Linked DNA regions of Homo sapiens: regions 2 and 3 are each linked to region 1. A link is a loop called in an ENCODE intact Hi-C map of the cell type or tissue named here. Cell type or tissue: CD4-positive, alpha-beta T cell. All regions are shown on one strand. Links, peaks and the distances in the headings refer to the core of each region. The heading gives the core; the rest is flanking DNA. Region 1 overlaps MYSM1 (Myb like, SWIRM and MPN domains 1). Region 2 overlaps FGGY (FGGY carbohydrate kinase domain containing). Region 3 overlaps FGGY (FGGY carbohydrate kinase domain containing).

Region 1 (7,313 bases), core at 1,205-6,204:
TGGCTGAATAATAATTCCATTGTATGGGTAGACCATGTTTAATTTATCCATTTATCAGTTGATATCCAGTTGGGTTTTTTCTATTTTTTGGTTATTACTTGTTTTATATGCTTGGTTTTAATGCAAGATTTGTTTTCAACAGCGATTTCTAACTAAATAAAAGTCTGAATACTACTGGCTTAGAGAAACCTTTTCATTTTAGGATTTGAAGATGTTGGCTGTTGATTGCCTGAATCTCTTTCCATGAGGAACATGAAAGCACCCCTCTCTAAAATAGCATTGGACACCCTGGGGGACCTGACCCCATGTCCACATCCCCTTCTGTGGTCCCCGACTCCTAGCCACACACGATGCACACCAGCCTCACGGAAATCTACAATTCTTGGCACTGTGCCACCGCTTCCGGGGCACCTTCTGCCTAGAGTGCCTTTTCTCTCTTCTCTTCCTGTCCAGATCTATTTCACCAAGAAAGCTTTTGACCAGAAATCCAGGGCTCCTATTGTACAGCCCTGTCTCTCTACAAAACCAGAAGGAACTTCATGCCACATAGAGCCCTGCAGGTCCCACAGCCTGTCCCAGGTCCCTGGATCAGGAGGGAGGGCTCTTGAACGCGTAAACCCCAGGGACATGGCAAAATCCTTTCCTTCTCCTTTTGCAGCAACAAAAGGCCCCCAAGCCCTCCAAATGTCTGCTTTTTAGCATTGCTATTTTGGTTCTATTGTTGTTCTCCCTCCTAAGGAGGAGACGGTAACTAACTGCATTCTGGGTCTGCCCAGAGTATGATATATCTTCCTCCGCTGGGCCCTGGGCAGAGAAGCTGGGCTGCATTGATTTCCTGGGTGAAACGGAAGTGCAATTCACAGGCATCTTTCAAAGTGGAGAAAGGTCCTGGGTGTGGGCTGGAGCTGGACCTGTCTCTCCTGGCTCCCCTCAGGCAGGGCTGTGGATGATGCACCTAGTCCTGTTTGCCTGACAGAAAAATCACTTGCCCAGAAAATGCAGAACCCATCCCACTGCTGGACCTCAAATCCAGCATGACTAAGGCACCTTAGTCATCTTTAAATGGATTCTACCCTTTTGCCTGTTTTTTCTGTTTTTTGGTTTTTTTTTTCATTTTGTTTTCCATGTATGAACCCCACAGAAGAGAACACAAGGTGATGGATGAAAATGTTTGAGCAGTTGCTACCCAACTCGTAGTGATAAAAATACTCAGGATATAAAGTGGTAACACCGCTGACGCCTCATAATTACCCAAGTTATGTTGCACTTTTGATTAGAAAATGCAATTATGTTTATAGTGTTATAATCTCACCTGCCTTTGTGTTTTTGAGAAAATTGCAAGAGAATACCTCTCCTGGAGTAGGCTGCCCTTGCTAATCAGTTGATTCATGTCTCTTGAAGTGCTCATTGCACTTAAGATAATGAAGAGATGTGGCTTCTCCGGGGCTCTCAGCTCCCACCTAGACTCTGGGGCTTGTTTTTCAGAACAAACAGCTTTGTCTCAGTTGTTTTCTACTCCTCACAGGAAATCCAGCAACTGATTGTCATAGAACTGATTTTTCCCCAAGAATCTGCCTTCCATTCTTTCTTTTTGCTTTCTTTCACTTATTCAATTATTTATCCATTCATCAAGCTGCCATCAATTAAGTGCCTTCCTAATCTATGCTAGGTATTATACTAGGCATTGGGGATATGAAGTGTGAGAAGGCAGGGTCCAAGCCCTTCAGAAGCTCCGTCTCATAGAAGTAGTAGGAAAGAAAAGAGACAAGCAGAAGGCAGTGTGACTGGGGCCGAGATAAGAACAGGGTGTGAGAGGGGCCCAATCAACCCCATCTGGAGTGAATGAAGACTCAAGGCAGGCAGGCTTCCAGGTGGAAGTGATGTTTGAGCTGAATTTGAAGAAGGTTGGGACCAGGAAGGGTGTTGTTCAAGCATGGGGAAAGGGGTGAGCCTGCAGGGGTGAAGCTGCCCATTTTGGATTTGTCTAATCCAAGATGGGCAGTTGAAATGGGTTGAGTGGCTAGGGCAAAAAGCAGAGGCAGGAGTGTGTGTGTGTGTGTGTGTGTGTGTGTATTTGTATTTGAAGGCAGGAGTGGCAGGAGGTTAGGCTAGAGAGGGGTGCATCGTAAGTAAGGGTCTTCTGCGCTTCCGCGTCAGGAGTGGTGCAGAAAACTCGCCAAGCCATTAAAAAGCTTTTAGCAGCGGGGCACGGTGGCTCACACCTGTAATCCCAGCACTTTGGGAGTCCAAGGCGGGTGGATCACGAGGTCAGGGGTTCAAGACCAGCCTGGCCAACATGGTAAAACCCCATCTCTACTCAAAATACAAAAATTAACTGGGCATGGTGGCACACGGCTGTAATCCCCGCTACTCAGGAGGCTGAAGCAGGAGAATGGCTTGAACCTGGGAGGCGGAGGTTGTGGTGAGCCAAGATCACACTAATGCACTCCAGCCTGGGTAATAGAGCAAGACTCCATCTCAAAAAAAAAAAAAAAAAAAAAAAAGCTTTAAGCACAGAAATGATGTGCTCAGATTTATGCTTCGTGAAGAAAAAAAAAAATCCCTCGGCTTCAGTGTAGAGGATGGAGGGGGACCTGTTGGAAGCAGGAAGATTAATTACCTGTGACAATGCAAGAGGCTCTTATGAAATAGAGAATAGAGAACCATGTCAGAGCAAAATTTCTATCCATAAGGTCCATTCCTTCTGTTGTCTGGGTAACAAAGACAATCCCTTGGTATATCATCTACCATGTTTGGGTAAAGCATGACACAGGACCTACGAGCACAGGATTTCTTTTGTTGCTCAGAGAAGGCAAGAATTGCCATGAGGCGTGACCCAAGATCACAGGATAAGGAATGCACACACTTTGACTTCCCAATCTGGCTTTGACTGGGTCTGTGACTTGGACTTGGGTATCAGTTCTCCCATCTCAAAGTGAGGAGACTAAACTAAATTGTTCCTTAAGTTTCTTCCAGCTCTGAAATCAATAACGTAATAGCTTAATGAGCTGGCTTTAGAATTATATATGAATCTGAATTCTCTCTGCCACTTCTGGCTGCATGACGTTGGGCAAGTGACTTAAACACTCTATGGCTAAGTTTAAAATGGGGGTAGTAAGATTCTTCTTGCAAGGTTGTTGTGGAAACTAAATGTGACACTGTTATGTAAAGCATTTTTAGCACTGTATCTATGTATAATAGATGGCTGTTACTATTATAAACAAAAGTGAAGATAGTTAACCTGGATACTATGAAACAAGGAAACTCATCCCTAGATCATACTATGTCAAGAAACTAGAAAAGTGAATGTGTTAGTGCTTACAAATTCAGCTACACGTGCAGTCTTTTCTGCCTCTTAGGCTAGCCAACAGTACTGGGCTGAGATGGTAGTGCTGACACACTGTGACAGAGCACCCTCTAGTGGCCGTAAGCATTAACATTTTCATTACAATTATTGAAGAACATGGCTTTGTGGACATGCATGCAAACATCGAGGATTTGGGTTTGTTACTCTTAGATAATGCCAATAAAGCGAATAAAGTCTCACTAATTATAGCACTTCTAATAGTAATTCCTTAGTCAACTGTTCCACAAAAATCATGTTCTGGGCATTGATAAGATCTTGCAGTTCTAAAAGAGACAATTACATTTTAAATTAAAACGTATTAACATTTGAATCTCACATAAAATACTAAGTAGTTCTTTATGAGATTGAAAAATAATGTGACATCACTCAAAAGGATGGTGCAGTAGCACTTGGGTTAGGTGGCAGAGCTGGGGTCTTTCTAGGGGCGATCTTGCTACAAACTTGGCTGTGACTTTGGGCAACTTGCTTCATTTTGGGGAACCTGTTTCCTATTAAAATATAGAACTGTAAGCCTGAACAATCCTTTTTCCAGCTTTAAAATTCTCTGAATTAAGGGAGATAGGTTATCCATTTTAATATAGAGCTCTGGTTTCAAAGAAATTTGATGTCAACTTTTCTTCATGAACATGGGGTCTCAAGTACAGTAGTTTAAAGGCCATGCAAAGACAAATTTATACTATTTTAGAAAATCAATCCAAGCCATCTGTAGCAGAGATAGCTAGTCATTAACAACGATTCATATTTCCTTTCCATAATGTAGAATTTTGCAGAAGTACCAGTCCAATCAGGACTCCATTTAGCGGCTCCCTTTGCATTCAGGTGGGAACGTATGTTTAGTTCTTCCCAAAGGAATAGCAAAAACCATATGTATTTCCAAGTAGTTAAGTACCAGGTGCGTAACCCTCCACTCTTCCTCGTTCCCCTTGTCCTCCAAGGGATAACACTAATGTGAAAGGAATCTATTGAAGATGAGCTGCCCAGGAGGGCCACCCAATCAGAAATACCTGCATTGGATTTACTATTTCTTGTACTTTGCCACCTAAATGATTATCATTTAGGTGCCTGAGTTCAAACTGGTTCTGTAACAAGACAGAATATGCCTGTACTACTCTAAGGAAAATTAGCTTATAGGAATAAAAATTTTTCTGCAGATACTAACAAAATTTAAAGGCTGCATAGTTGATCTAGCAACTAAGGTTCTATGACTCTTCTGAGAAGTATTAACTGTGTAAAAGAAAAAATATATTTTTAATAGAAAAATGGAAACAACCTGAAGTTCAACTGAAAACAGATCAAATCAATTAAGACAAATATATACTGCAGAATACTATGTACTTACTGTAAAGGATGAATAGACTTTAGGCACCAACATGGAAAGATGTCCTCAATGAGAATTATAGAAGTTAAAGATATACAGTATGATTCTGTTGGGTTTTTAAAAAAAATTTGTAGGTTTTGCATAAAGACTGGAAAGTTGATGATCAATAAATGAGGGAATACTGCTTTTAAGGTAGATTTTCACTTCCTTTACACCTTCTACAGCCTTTAGTTGACAGAATGTGTATTGCTTTCATAATGAACATCTTCATATACTCTACCCTTTAACCAAAACTCTCGCCATTCTCACTCCTTACCTCCACACCTATGCTAAACACCTCTCTGGAGCATCCTCCCACAAATGCTATTTAACCAAATCTGATTAGGCGGCTTCTCTTCCCCAGAAATTGATCTCACTGCTCATATTCCAGAGAATTTTCTCTCATTTGTTTAACCATCCATTACCCTGGAAGTCTTTTTGCATCTCAGTGTCTTAGCTATTCATGTTGGGCTTTATCTGTTTTCCCACTTACAAGGCTTCTTGTGGGAAGAAATTAAGATTTCCTCATCTTTGCTTCCCCTACAGTGTTCTATATAACAGATGCTCAACAAATCTTTGATAAATTAAAATGTGGCATTTTTTTGCAATTCAATGTGTATATTGCTAATAATTTAGAAATAATCCAAATGATCACTTTATTTTCAAAATTTTATTTTTATGGAATTTTCAGCATGTTTAAACTTAATTTTTAGAACAAAATCCAAAAGCTTAAAATCAGATATCTTATAATGTGTCACAATTAAGTATGGAGAGTTCTGTCATTTTTGAGGAAAATCTTTCATAATTCTTAAAATGCAGGTATTTACAACATTTTTAAATACAGACATATACAACATGGCATATTTAAATGTACAAAATAGTTGAAATTACATTTTATCACAGAACATTCCAAAATTCAAACTAATTTTTAAAAGTCCACAAACACTGATAGCATTTGGAAAAAAATAGCAACAAGTTTATCAATAACCATGCCATATGTTTAGTAACTAACTTACTTATACACAACACATAATTTACATGTCAAATCCACAAATCTAAAAGATATATGACTAATCTATTTAACTCACGCTAGAATCTAAATACTATTTTATAATTCATAGGTTTAAATACATGTTTCACAGTAATCTATGAAACAGGAATATAAACTATGAAAACATATTTAACTGACTTCTTAAGAGACGAGGAAATGTCAAAAATAGCAAATCAGGCATTTTTTTCCCCTGAAATTAAAGTTCTTATGAATACCTTCATAAACACCAAAGGAAGAAAATAAAAACAACTCAGATACTACAACTTAATTTTTACCTTCTCAAACTTCTGTTTAGAGCTCTTGGCATAATCACAGCTCCCCTGGGATATTTTTATTTTTTCCTGATTTAGTGGAGGCAACTATTTATTCCCTCCCTTGTTCCAGGAAAAATGTAAGGTGGCTTAGAAGATAGACTCAGAATATACTAGAAAGTATAATTATAGGTTAAATAAAAAAGAAAATAGAGAAAGCAGAATTTGGGGGAATAGCACATGAAGCCATTTAAGAAAAGGTCAGGAAATATATCCTAAAGTATATTACATTATTCTCCCACAGTGATTTTCTGGAAATATTGCAAAATACATTAATTTGTAAGAAAACTAATATTAAAGTACTGGTAAACTAGAGATGCTGATCAAATTTGTTAAATTATTTATTTACCCTGATGAAGCAGATGATTATAAAAATGTGTGTGCTTTTCTTTGTGCTTGGATAAAAGAAGTTTTCCTAAATACCATATATTGGTAGAGTATAGGTGAAAAAAAAAATAAAATTTGGGCACCCTTACTGAATTTCTACTGAGAATTCCATCAACTGCTGTCTGCTGACTTGCGACTGGATGGCTTCAACTCAGGTGCTCATGTGTTACATGGCTGTTTTGTGAGCACAAAACAGAGCAACATCAATTCCAGGGCATCCTGACTATTGGTTCCTCCAGCTCACCTCATCAGGACCCAGGAAGAGAAATGGGAGGAAGGTAATGCAGAGGAGACCTGCTCAGGTTGGCATGTTGAAGCCACAGTCTCCTCTGTTGGGTTGAGAGCTGCAGAGGTTCTGACTGTGCTTACAGTCTGCATGTCACAGACCTCAACCCCACTCCTAGGGGCAGGGAAGGAATGGTATGGACAGAAGACTGGGAGCAGCATTAAATAGCTTCATGGAAACATGCATGGTCTGTCCATCTCTATTTTACAGGCCTAGCTTTCAACAAATAATAGAAAGAAGGGTCTTGTATTTATATGCTGAGAAGTAAGAATGCAGGGAGTGATGATGAAGGAAAGGGTTTGTGGGAAATGGAGAGGAAAGAAAGGTAGTAGGATGTTTCCCTTTCAAGTGTGGCACGAGTTTCAAAACTACAGATTAGGGACTGACCAAAACAAAAATATCTGAAGACTAAAACAAACCACTGCCTCCTATCTTTTTTGAGGATGAATGGTCCCAAGTAATCCTTGTGAGTTTTCGTTAGGTTGGGAAGGAAGTAAGTTCAAGTCTATAGATCTATAACCGTGGAAACTGCAGTGCTCCTGGATGGAGTGGCA
Region 2 (5,000 bases), core at 1-5,000, 1.1 Mb after region 1:
CATTCCAGAACTCAAGTCACTTAGACTCAGCCCGGAGGTCTCAGTATGTACTCACAACTTCAGAGATTGCTGGAAAAAGAGCTGAAGTTGAATTGGAGAGGTCTTAAATATTTTATCCTCAAGTACAGGTGCGAAGTGAGTTCCATTCCGTGATTGCTATCTTTAGGGAAGTAGACAATGTACTCAGCGGCTGGTTATGTTCCCTGCTTCTGCCCTGTGTCCAGATAGTGAGGAGGGGAAATAATTCTTCCCACTTACCCCTGGAGGCAGTCACAGAACTGCTTTGCCTTTTGGGTTGTTTATGCCCCAGAGGCCTCAATACACAAGTATTTATTAAGCCCAGGAGGTGTGGTCATAATTGAAACTTTAAATGTTCACTGTGTTTTATTCCTATTTTTGTGTTTTATTCTTATTACCAAAGAAAAGTAAGTTGAAAAAAAAGAGGACTAACCAAATATCTTAAAGGGAAGCAAATTCAAATTAGAATGTTTTGCCTGTGACAAGCCTCGCTTTGGATTTCGCTTTCCAACTCAGCTGTCTATGTTGTTTTCCATTTAATAGGAAGCAATGGCAAAAATGAGCAAAGTTGGGAAAGTTGTGTTCCCGAGACTACAGGATAAAAAGTAAGTGTGTATTTTTTATATGTACAGTGCTAAGGAAGTGAGCACATACACACACACATGCAACTATAGATCTGGAATAAACTCAGGTGGTCAACTAATCCAGTCCTTTAATTTGTGGTTAAGAAAACTAAGTTCCAGGGAGGTAATGTCACCTTCACTTACCTAAGGCTGCAGAACTATGTAGGGCCAGAGCTGGGGGTGAATGTAAGCTTCTGAACTCTCAGACCAATGTTCTTTTTCCCAGGTAATTGGCAGCAAATCTGCTCTTCTCTGTTCTAAAGTAGGGATCTCTTATATCTCCATCAAAGGACCCAGTAGAATCTGCTCATTCTTTTACTCTTTGTATCACTTGGCATCAAAGGCTAAAAAATGACATTGGTCAGTATTTTAATCCCAATTCAACAAAATATTAGTTTACTGAATTCCTGCTATATTCAAGGCATTATGCTGGGCTCCAGGCAGGTGTTACAGGGGAATAAAACACAATTTAATTTAGGCACATAAGATTATTTTAGAACAACGGGATAAGTTCCACAATTGAAGTATTGCCAGGTGACAAAGTTGCCCAAGGAAGAAAGAGATGGGAGCCTGTAGAGATGAGAGAATGCTTTTGGGAGGAGGTTATGTCCAAGCTAACTTTAAGCTCTTGTAAGAAATTGGTAGACAGGCCAAGGCAAGAAAGAACATTCATAGTAGAAGGAATAACATGTACAGTTATAAAAGTGGGAGCAGCATAGTACATTCAGGTTACTATAAACAACTCATAATCCAGAAACACAAAGTATGAGATGGGGAATGGCAGGAAGTGGGACTAGGGAAGGATAGAATTGGGTAGGGGGAGGTCAGCTCATAAATACCTTGGAGGCCATGCTGAAGACCTCCAACCTCATCCTATAGGCAGAACAGAGATGCTGAATTCTAAGCAGTGGTGAGATCTGGTCAGATGCAGATCAGAAAAATCCCTCTTAAAGGATCCAGTACAGGGGGCTCAGGGTAGAAATAGAGGGTCCAGATAAAAGGCTTTTTCAAGAATCCAGGCTAGAGATGTAAAAGACCTCTATTAATTTGCTGGTAGTGATTTTGAAGATGAAGGGGCTGTTGTGGAAGTGCTTTTATAATTTTAGGGAAGTATTCGAGGTTAAGACCTAAAAGCAAATTCCACTTAACATGATGAACAGGCAAATGTGCAGATCCCACTGAAGCAGGATCAGTATTTAACAGAATTGGAAATGTTCATGGAAAAGCAATCCACTTTCTTTTCATTTCCTTTAACTCCACATAGAGTCAGGCTGCTAACCCTCCGAATATAAACCCTTCTCTAAAGGCCAGGGTGGAAGGTACAGGCATTGCGTAGGGGAGCTCCATGCAGGAAGGTGGAGAGATCTGAGTTCCCACTGGCAGTAGGAGCTATGGGCTGCTGTCCCTGTTTCTGTTCCCTGGAGGCAGCTGGAGCATCCCTCTTTTTGTGAAATTAGAAAGATTGTCTTTCTCCATCTCTTCCCTGACCCTCCCAAGACTTTTCAGGGAAGTTTTTAAGTTTTTTCCGTAAACCCCACGTGTTCAGAGAGTCCTCCGCTGCTTGCTGGGAGCTGGCAGCTGGCAGCTGTTCTCTGCGAAGGAGGCGGCACACACGGTGCTTTAGCACCATCTGCAGGCAACCCAGAGATTTGCAAGGAGACAGGAGAAGCCAGTTTCCTTCTGAGCCAACCTCATCTCATTGCCTAATAGATCACACTGTTAACGATGTGGGACGACATTTACTTAGGCCTCTGCCACACAGAAGCAGGGACTGAGTTGAGGCACATTTTGAAGAGAGGGGATTCAGCTGATTTTAAAATTCACAGTCACGGAGAGTGTAATTTAGTGACTATAGTTTAATAATAAATGTTTAGGATGACCCCAAATTGCATTATTATGTTCAGTCCAAATTTATATGTGGCTCTGGAAGAGTCACTTAAATGTGCTTTGAGAAATTTGGTGCATTGAAAGACACTATCAACAGAGTAAAAAGGCAACTCACAGAATGGGAGAAAACATTTGCTTATCATACATCCAGTAAGGGATTGATATCCAGAATATATAAATGTATAAAGAACTCCTAAAACTCAACAACAACAAAAAAGCAAAAACAACCCAATTCAAAAGTGGGCAAAGGACTTGAATGAATATTTCCCCAAAGAAGATTTATAAATGACCAGTAAGCACGTGATAGGGTATTCAACAGCACTATTAGGAAAATCAAAACTACCGTGAGGTACCACCTCACACATTAGGATGCTACTATTTTAAAACAGAAAACAACAAATGTTGGCAAGGATGTGGAGAAATTGGAAGCTCTGTGCATAGTTGGTGAGAATGTAACATAGTATCGCTGCTGCAGAAAACACTATGGCCATTCTTCAAGAAATTAAGAATAGAATTAACATGTGATTCAGGAATTGTATTTCTGAGTATATACCCAAAAGAACTGAAAGTAGGGTATGGAAGAGATATTTCTACATTCATGTTCACAGCAACATTATTCATGATAGCGAAAATCATGAGAGCAACCTAAGTGTTCATTAGTAGATGAACATATAAATGAAGAATGATATGTGCATACAATGGAGTATTATTCAGCCTTAGAAAGAAGCAATTTCTGACATGCCACACATCAGTGAACCTTGAGGATATTATTCTAAGTGAAATAAGATAACCACAAAAAGACAAATACTGCATGATTCCACCTATGTAAAGAATAAGGCCAGTGCACAAAGTTGTGGCAAAGTTGTCAGTATTAACATTGTAAATCAAGTGTGTGTGAAGGGGTGCTCACCTTAGCTCCCTTCTAGATATTTTGAGATTCTAAAGTCAAGAAATCTATCTCATGTAGTGAAAGAATTCCTTACCGTTATATTGTCACAGAGCATCATTAGTAGGAGCAAATTGTTCCTAAAATAATTCTACAACTAATAAATTTGGATGCTCATAGAGTAGGTCTTAGTAGTACCTACATATAGCTATATTGATGATATTAAAATATTAATTATCTAAAATTTAGTAACTAGCATTTATATCACTTATTATGAGTCAGGTACTGTTCTAAATGCTTTTCATTTATTTCCACATTTAATCTACAACAGCTCTGCTGAAGTAGATCCCATAATTATCCCCATTTACAGATGGAGAAATTTAGGCAGAAATAGTTTAAGTAACATATCCAAAGTCACACAGCTAATGTTAGGCCACATTAAGATTCCAACCCAGGCTTTGGAGTTCGCCTTTTAACCCTGTGCTTGGCCCCGTCACAACTCCTACGTTACCAGAATGCTTACAGTCTAATAAATATTGGGTAGGGGACTCCTACTAACATAGCTATGTGTGACAAGTAGAAGTCCCTGTGTGTATCCAAGGTTACTCTTACAACCTCTCTCTGCCAATGCACAACTTTGCACCAAAATTTCATCATGAGGACTCCTTTTCAGAGCACCCCAGAATTGAGCAAGACATGCTAAACTGGCTTCTTCACCCCCTCACCCCATGTCAGCTTCCCAACCAAGAGGAGTAAGGACAAAGTTGCAAGGCTGCAAGTATAATTTGTCTCGGTTCCTATTATTCCTTTCAGGATTATGATGCCAGAGCAGCTTCAGCTGTTCTGCTGTCTGATTCATGGCCAATACCAGTTCTAACAGGTCTAACCCAAAGAGTCAGCCAGATAGGACAGGGAGAGCAACGGCCACTGTGAGATGTCTGGAAGGCGAGCACAGCTCTAGAAAAGGCATTAGCTACATTTCCATGGGGTTTTGCTCCTGGATAAAGCAGGTCACAAGGGAAACCTAGATGTGGAATCTGCAAAAGGGCAATTAAAATGTTCAGTCTTTGTCCTTGGTCAGGCTGTGATTTTAGGCCAGTCATCAAACCTGGGGCTAGTTATATAGGAAATACTTATTGAAGCTGGCAATGTGAAAGAGTCTCCATTAAGTCCGGCCTTTTTGTATATACAGTAGAAGCTTTGAAGTCAGACAGACATGAGTTTGAATTCCAGCTCTGCCAGTTTTTATCTATACTACTTTGTATATGCCTCTCATTTAGGAATTTTTTTTTTTTTTTTTTTGATGGAGTCTGGCTCTTTCACCCAGGCTGGAGCGAAGTGGTGCAACTCAACCACTTCACAGTGAACGGGGGACGGTTCACTGCAACCTCCGCCCCCCGGGTTCAAGCAATTCTCCTGCCTCAGCCTCCTGAGTAGCTGGGATTACAGGCGTCCACCACCATGTCTGGCTAATTTTTGTATTTTTAAGAGATGGGGTTTAAATGTTCTTATTTCTAAATTGGAGATAATAAAACTTCATCCAGGTCACATATAATAGGTCTGAAACATGCTAATTCATTGCCCAG
Region 3 (5,000 bases), core at 1-5,000, 1.0 Mb after region 1:
CGGGAAGTGCTTTGTGCATGGCCAGAGAGCTCGTTGCTGATCAAACCAGGACAAGCATCCATATGAAACACGCAAATGTAAAATTACATGAAAAAAAAAAACCCTTTACCTCCAGATGTACTGCTTTCCAGAAAAGTGGCGAGGAAATACCACAAAAATACCTTTACTTCAAAAAATTTGAAAATGTTGAAGGTCATGCTTCATATTGTGCCAGGCAAGAGAACATTGTACATAATTGTAAATCACCATTGGAGGAGGTGGTCCTGGTTGTATTCTTTTGTTTGTTTGTAATACACATAACATAAAATTTATCATCTTAACCATTTTTAAGTGTACGGTTTGGTGGTATTAAGTTCATTCACATTATTGTGCAACCATCACCACCATCCATCTCCGGAACTCTTTTCATCTTGCAAAACTGAAACTTTACCCGTTAAACAATAACTCTGCATTGCCCCCTCCCCCAACCCCTAGCAACCACCATTCTACTTTCTGTCTCTGTGAATTTAACTACTCTTTAGATACCTCATATAAGTGGAATCATACAGCATTTGTCTTTTGTTGACTGGCTAATTGCATTTAGCATAATGTTCTCAAGGTTTATCCATGCTGTAGCACGTATCAGAATTTCCTTCCTTCTTGGTTGTATTCTTAATGCAACATAGCTTGTTCTCTGTGATCTGCTGATTATAACCATCGTCGCTGTGAAGACTTTGGCGTGCTTAACATTTTTGTGACTTCTTTCCAGTGGGGGAAATAGATAGCTCAGTTGTGGACGATAGCAGCAATGGGAAGCAGTATTTGAGAAGAAATCAGACTCTCTTCTTCCAGTCTTTTGCAAGTAGGTGACACAAGAGGTAAACAGAATTGCATGCTGTGCCCCTCCACATCACCCCCTATTTTCTTTGTTTCTTCTGCCCAAGGCTTCAGTCAATCAGAGAAGCAATGAGAGTTGAAGATTTTAAAAGTGGGTTTTCAAATAAGACAAGCTTGGGTTCCAGTCCTACCTCTGAAACTTACTAAATATGTGATCTTGGGTAACGTGATTGAACTCTCTGAGCCTCAGTTCTGTAATCTGTACATAGAGATAATAATACTTTTATCAAAAAAGCATGTCTTTTTTTTCCTTCTGATTGATGAGATGCTTTCTGTATTTTTTCTGGATTTAAACATAGTTTCCAAAGTTAAAATATTAATAGTACTTTTCCCTGTCCCATTGGGTTGTTTAGAAATGTAATGTGATATATGACATTTTGGCCTCTCTGAGATGTCTTGTTCCAGCCCAAAGATTATTAGGGAACCTCATGTCATTTGAAAGGGGAGAAAGATAATTTATTGATAAGGTTCTGCATGTCATATGTATCATTTTTTTCTCATCAAAAACACTGAGTAGAACTCTATTATGATACTTGGTCCTTTACTTCATACTTTTCTATCTTCCCAGCTAGTCAGAACCATGCCCACCCCGCAGTTCCCACCCCTTGGTCAGTACCTAGCATTATGCCCAGAAAAACTACAGATGCTTCTTCACACTCCCCTCCAACCCCCACACCCCCATTACCAAAGTGTTTCTATAATGCTCTGGGAATCAGCATCTCAATTCCCCCATGGCCTCATGGTTAAACATACCATTCATTCGACCTCTCAACTGTGACAAAGAAGGAAGCCTGGGTGTAGAAACTGATTTCAGCTCCCCTCTGAAGTTGGGCGTCTCTCTTTGCTGACCACTTGGGAATTTTTTTTTCTTGCTTCTGACCCACCTCTCCCCTTTCTTTTGATAAACAGGACAGCTGTCCCCAAAGGGATGAATCCATTACCTTTCACCAGAGTTGAGTTCGTTTTCCATTTCATCTTTCTGCTTAAAGAGAAAGCCCTTTAAAAGCGCAGCGCATACATTGAGTGCGTGTACTTAATTTTTAATATGTGTGTGCCCACAGCCAAGAGAACAGAGAACCTTAAATAATAATGAAACTGAATTGTACATGTCGTATGTTTTATGTGGCACTGATTCCTAAATATGCTCCTAGCAGCCAGGTATTATTTAATACATCCCCATTAATCAAGCTGCCAAATCTAAATGAAAACCATGTTTAAATATGTTTAATAAGATTATAGCTTTTGGTTGAATATCAAACTAACATAGCTACATTTTTCCTTCCAGCCAGCTCTCATTTACTGTCTTACATTTTTACTCTGAAAGCTTTTGTACTATCAAACCAATCTTGATTATAAAACAAATTATACCACAAACTTTTAGTATCGTGAGCTTCAGCTGAGTCCCTCAGTGTAAATGTTAGGAGAAAGAACAGTTCTGAGATTTTTTTTCTGGCTAAAAAATGATATTTTTCTTCTTCTTGGGGTGAGCCTTTGAGTTTAAAAGGAAATTAAAAATTCAATTAGAGATACTAAATTGTTTGTAGCTTCTGTATTAAATGATGTCTGCCTTTTGCATAGTTATTGAAAGTGTTTCATATTAAATGTACTTTTTCTTTTTGACGGTTCAGGCTTCTGTTAGTTTTGCAATAGTGACACCTAGGGGCTGTAGAGAACATTGCATGGGCTGCTAAAATCTCAAAAACAACCCCTCTGCTCTTTTGCCATGGATAGAAAAAGTATTTGTGGGTCATTGGGGCTGATGGAGAAAGAAGGCAAATGGTACCCTGGGCGAGGTAGGTTTCCAGTTCTATTTACCAGGCTTCCAATATGCAAACAAAAAAAGGAGGTAAATAAAAAGAGGTTTTTATAAAAATAAAGAACTAGCTGAACTTGGAGTAACATACAGTATTCTAGCAGATTTTTAAAGTTATTGATAAAACAACATCATATTTATTAACATGTTTAATTCTCGTTCTTATTTGCAACAGTTTGCCTGCTGTTCTTGCCTTTGTAACAGGCATGTCCCGCGTTGATTGCAGAGAAGTGATGACTGTATGTGGTGCTTTGACTTGTTCTGTGCGAATGTCTCGCTTCTCACATCTCTAATTCTTCTATTTGCCTTGTTCAATATTCTATATCCATATTCACCCTTATAAAGTTGTCATTGAGACTTTTAGCCTATTTGTTCTCTCCACTGATATCATTATTTCTTCTAGCTTCTCAGAGCCCTTACATTTTCTCCATGTTTATATGGCTTGAAGCTTTTAAATTCTTGATCAAAGCAATCATAAATGTGTCTGTTACAAACACATTAAAATTCTTCGATTATATAAAAACTGACAAACAAGTCTTATAAAACTGTTTTTGTACTACATTAAGTTCAAAATAGGTGGCACATGTTTAACTTTGTACACTGTAGGAATTCTAAGAATCATTTCAAAAAGAAAAAGCAAATACAGTGCACAGCAATGCATATAATTCTTATAGATGAGTATTATCTATCTGTCATATCTCTCTGTAAATAATGATGGTGACAATGATGATAGGCAAAGTTTATTGATGTTTTTTATATGCCAAGCACTGTTCTAACCACTTTGCATGAATTAACTCAGTCACCATGGGACAGGAACTGTTATTATCCCAATTTTTACCCACATTCACAGAATGCTTCTGTGTTCCAACAAGGAAACTTCAACAAAGTAGTGCATGAGCTTATCACAGGTCGTGTGCAATAAGAGTTTATGTTATTAGTTTTTCCTTGAACTGCTTGGGAGTCAGTGTCACTTTTCTTAGCCCCATTAGCCTGCCCTCCCTTTGGAGTGTGCACGTCTCCTTTACTGTCTGATACCTGTCTGCTTTCCTCACTGAGTGCCTCTAGCTTTGTCTAGCAACACCTGCCCTCATAGAACTTACATTCAGTTGGGAAGATCCTAAGAAACAGCAATCACAACAAGTAATATTGATTTCAGGTAACAAGAAATGTTACAAAAGAAAGCAAAGTGATATCAGGGAGCAAAAATGGAATGACAGACTGGGTGTGAAGGGCTGGCTTTGTGAGCAGGAGAGAGGCCCTCCTGAGGAAGGGATGTTCGTGGTGAGTCCCAAATGACAGAAAGGACAGCAAGTGCAAAGGCCCTGGAGTGGGAATGAATTGAACATGTGTGAAGGAAAGCAAAAAAAGCAGGGAGGCTGGAATGTGTTGAGTAAGGAGAATACTGTGGGGCTCCTCTCTCTTTCCTTTCTCTGCTGCCAACACTTGTGTTTTCTGTCTCAGACTCTAGTTTCACTGAATTCAAAGAAATGGTTTGGAATTGCAAAATCCTGAGATGTCATCCACTGGGAGTGCTGGGGATAGGGGGACACGTGCAAGAGAATTGGCCTAAGAAAGGTTATACCCTGAGTATCTTCCATATATACCCATAGCCCCACACATTTTTATCTTGCAAAGTCAGTTAAGATGAACATAAGGCAGAAGTGGAATCCCAGCACAGTTCATCCTCAGTGCTCCACAGCACGGAACAGACCTTGGATATCGTACTTCACACAAGTTTGGTGACTCTTTTTTTATGTCTGCCTCTCCACTAGACTGGAAATTGACTGAGGACAGAGCTTATGTCATAATCATTCTTCAGTCATTTTTCTTTCTTGCATTCATTTTATCAGTAAATGCTTCTTGAGTGCCATCTGTGTGCCAACCACTCGTACTAGGCCCATCTATCTCTGCTTGGATAAAATTCCAAGCAAGAAAGATACAGTCCCTGCTCTCAAGTTTCCAACAGTATTGCAGAAGAGGCATACCATAAAATAGCATCATACAGTGTGCTATGCCTCAGCTTTGGGGAGGCAGAGAAAATGTTCCAAAGGAAGTGACAGTTGAGTCCAGTCAGGACTTGGAAGTATAAATAAAGGCGAGTATATGTCTGTATGTGTGTGTGTTTCTGTGTGTTTGGAGAGGGGTATGCATGTGTAGTGGGCCCGAGATGGGAGAGAATGTGTGCAGAATTTTAAACCTTGGGAACAAAGGATTCATGAACTCAGAGGTGAACTCAACTGTGTACTGGATGAAAATGTGAATGAATGAGTACATGAATGTATAAATGAATGAATCAGTGAGTGAGTTTTTC

Evidence for each region. A loop is a pair of places that touch in the nucleus more often than their neighbours do. Peaks named below come from ENCODE experiments on the same cell type or tissue, not always from the same donor. Only the 100,000 strongest peaks of a DNase experiment are listed, where the experiment ranks them.
Region 2: it touches region 1 in a loop (15-fold over the local background); 16 of 110 quality-filtered maps call a loop at or near these places.
Region 3: a loop joins it to region 1, with 3 times the contacts of the local background. A loop is called at or near these places in 5 of 110 quality-filtered maps.

What each region holds. Positions count from the first base shown.
Region 1 is chr1:58,649,364-58,656,676 of GRCh38, forward strand. MYSM1 (Myb like, SWIRM and MPN domains 1) reads right to left here. Exons shown (of 20, transcript NM_001085487.3): 20 at 5,380-7,313. Among named protein-coding and RNA genes, the nearest start is that of MYSM1, 47 kb to the right of the region's middle. RefSeq lists an enhancer at 3,274-3,568. In CD4-positive, alpha-beta T cell, for the core only: CTCF peaks have their summits at 3,414 (motif pointing left) and 3,618; a DNase peak (open chromatin) is centred at 3,398.
Region 2 is chr1:59,757,370-59,762,369 of GRCh38, forward strand. It overlaps FGGY (FGGY carbohydrate kinase domain containing), which reads left to right. Exons shown (of 16, transcript NM_018291.5): 15 at 562-623. Among named protein-coding and RNA genes, the nearest start is that of MIR4711, 27 kb to the left of the region's middle. In CD4-positive, alpha-beta T cell, for the core only: a CTCF peak has its summit at 2,267 (motif pointing left); a DNase peak (open chromatin) is centred at 2,262.
Region 3 is chr1:59,696,900-59,701,899 of GRCh38, forward strand. The region is part of intron 14 of FGGY (FGGY carbohydrate kinase domain containing); the gene reads left to right. Among named protein-coding and RNA genes, the nearest start is that of MIR4711, 34 kb to the right of the region's middle. In CD4-positive, alpha-beta T cell, for the core only: CTCF peaks have their summits at 2,531 (motif pointing left) and 2,733; a DNase peak (open chromatin) is centred at 2,532; H3K4me3 peaks cover 842 bases.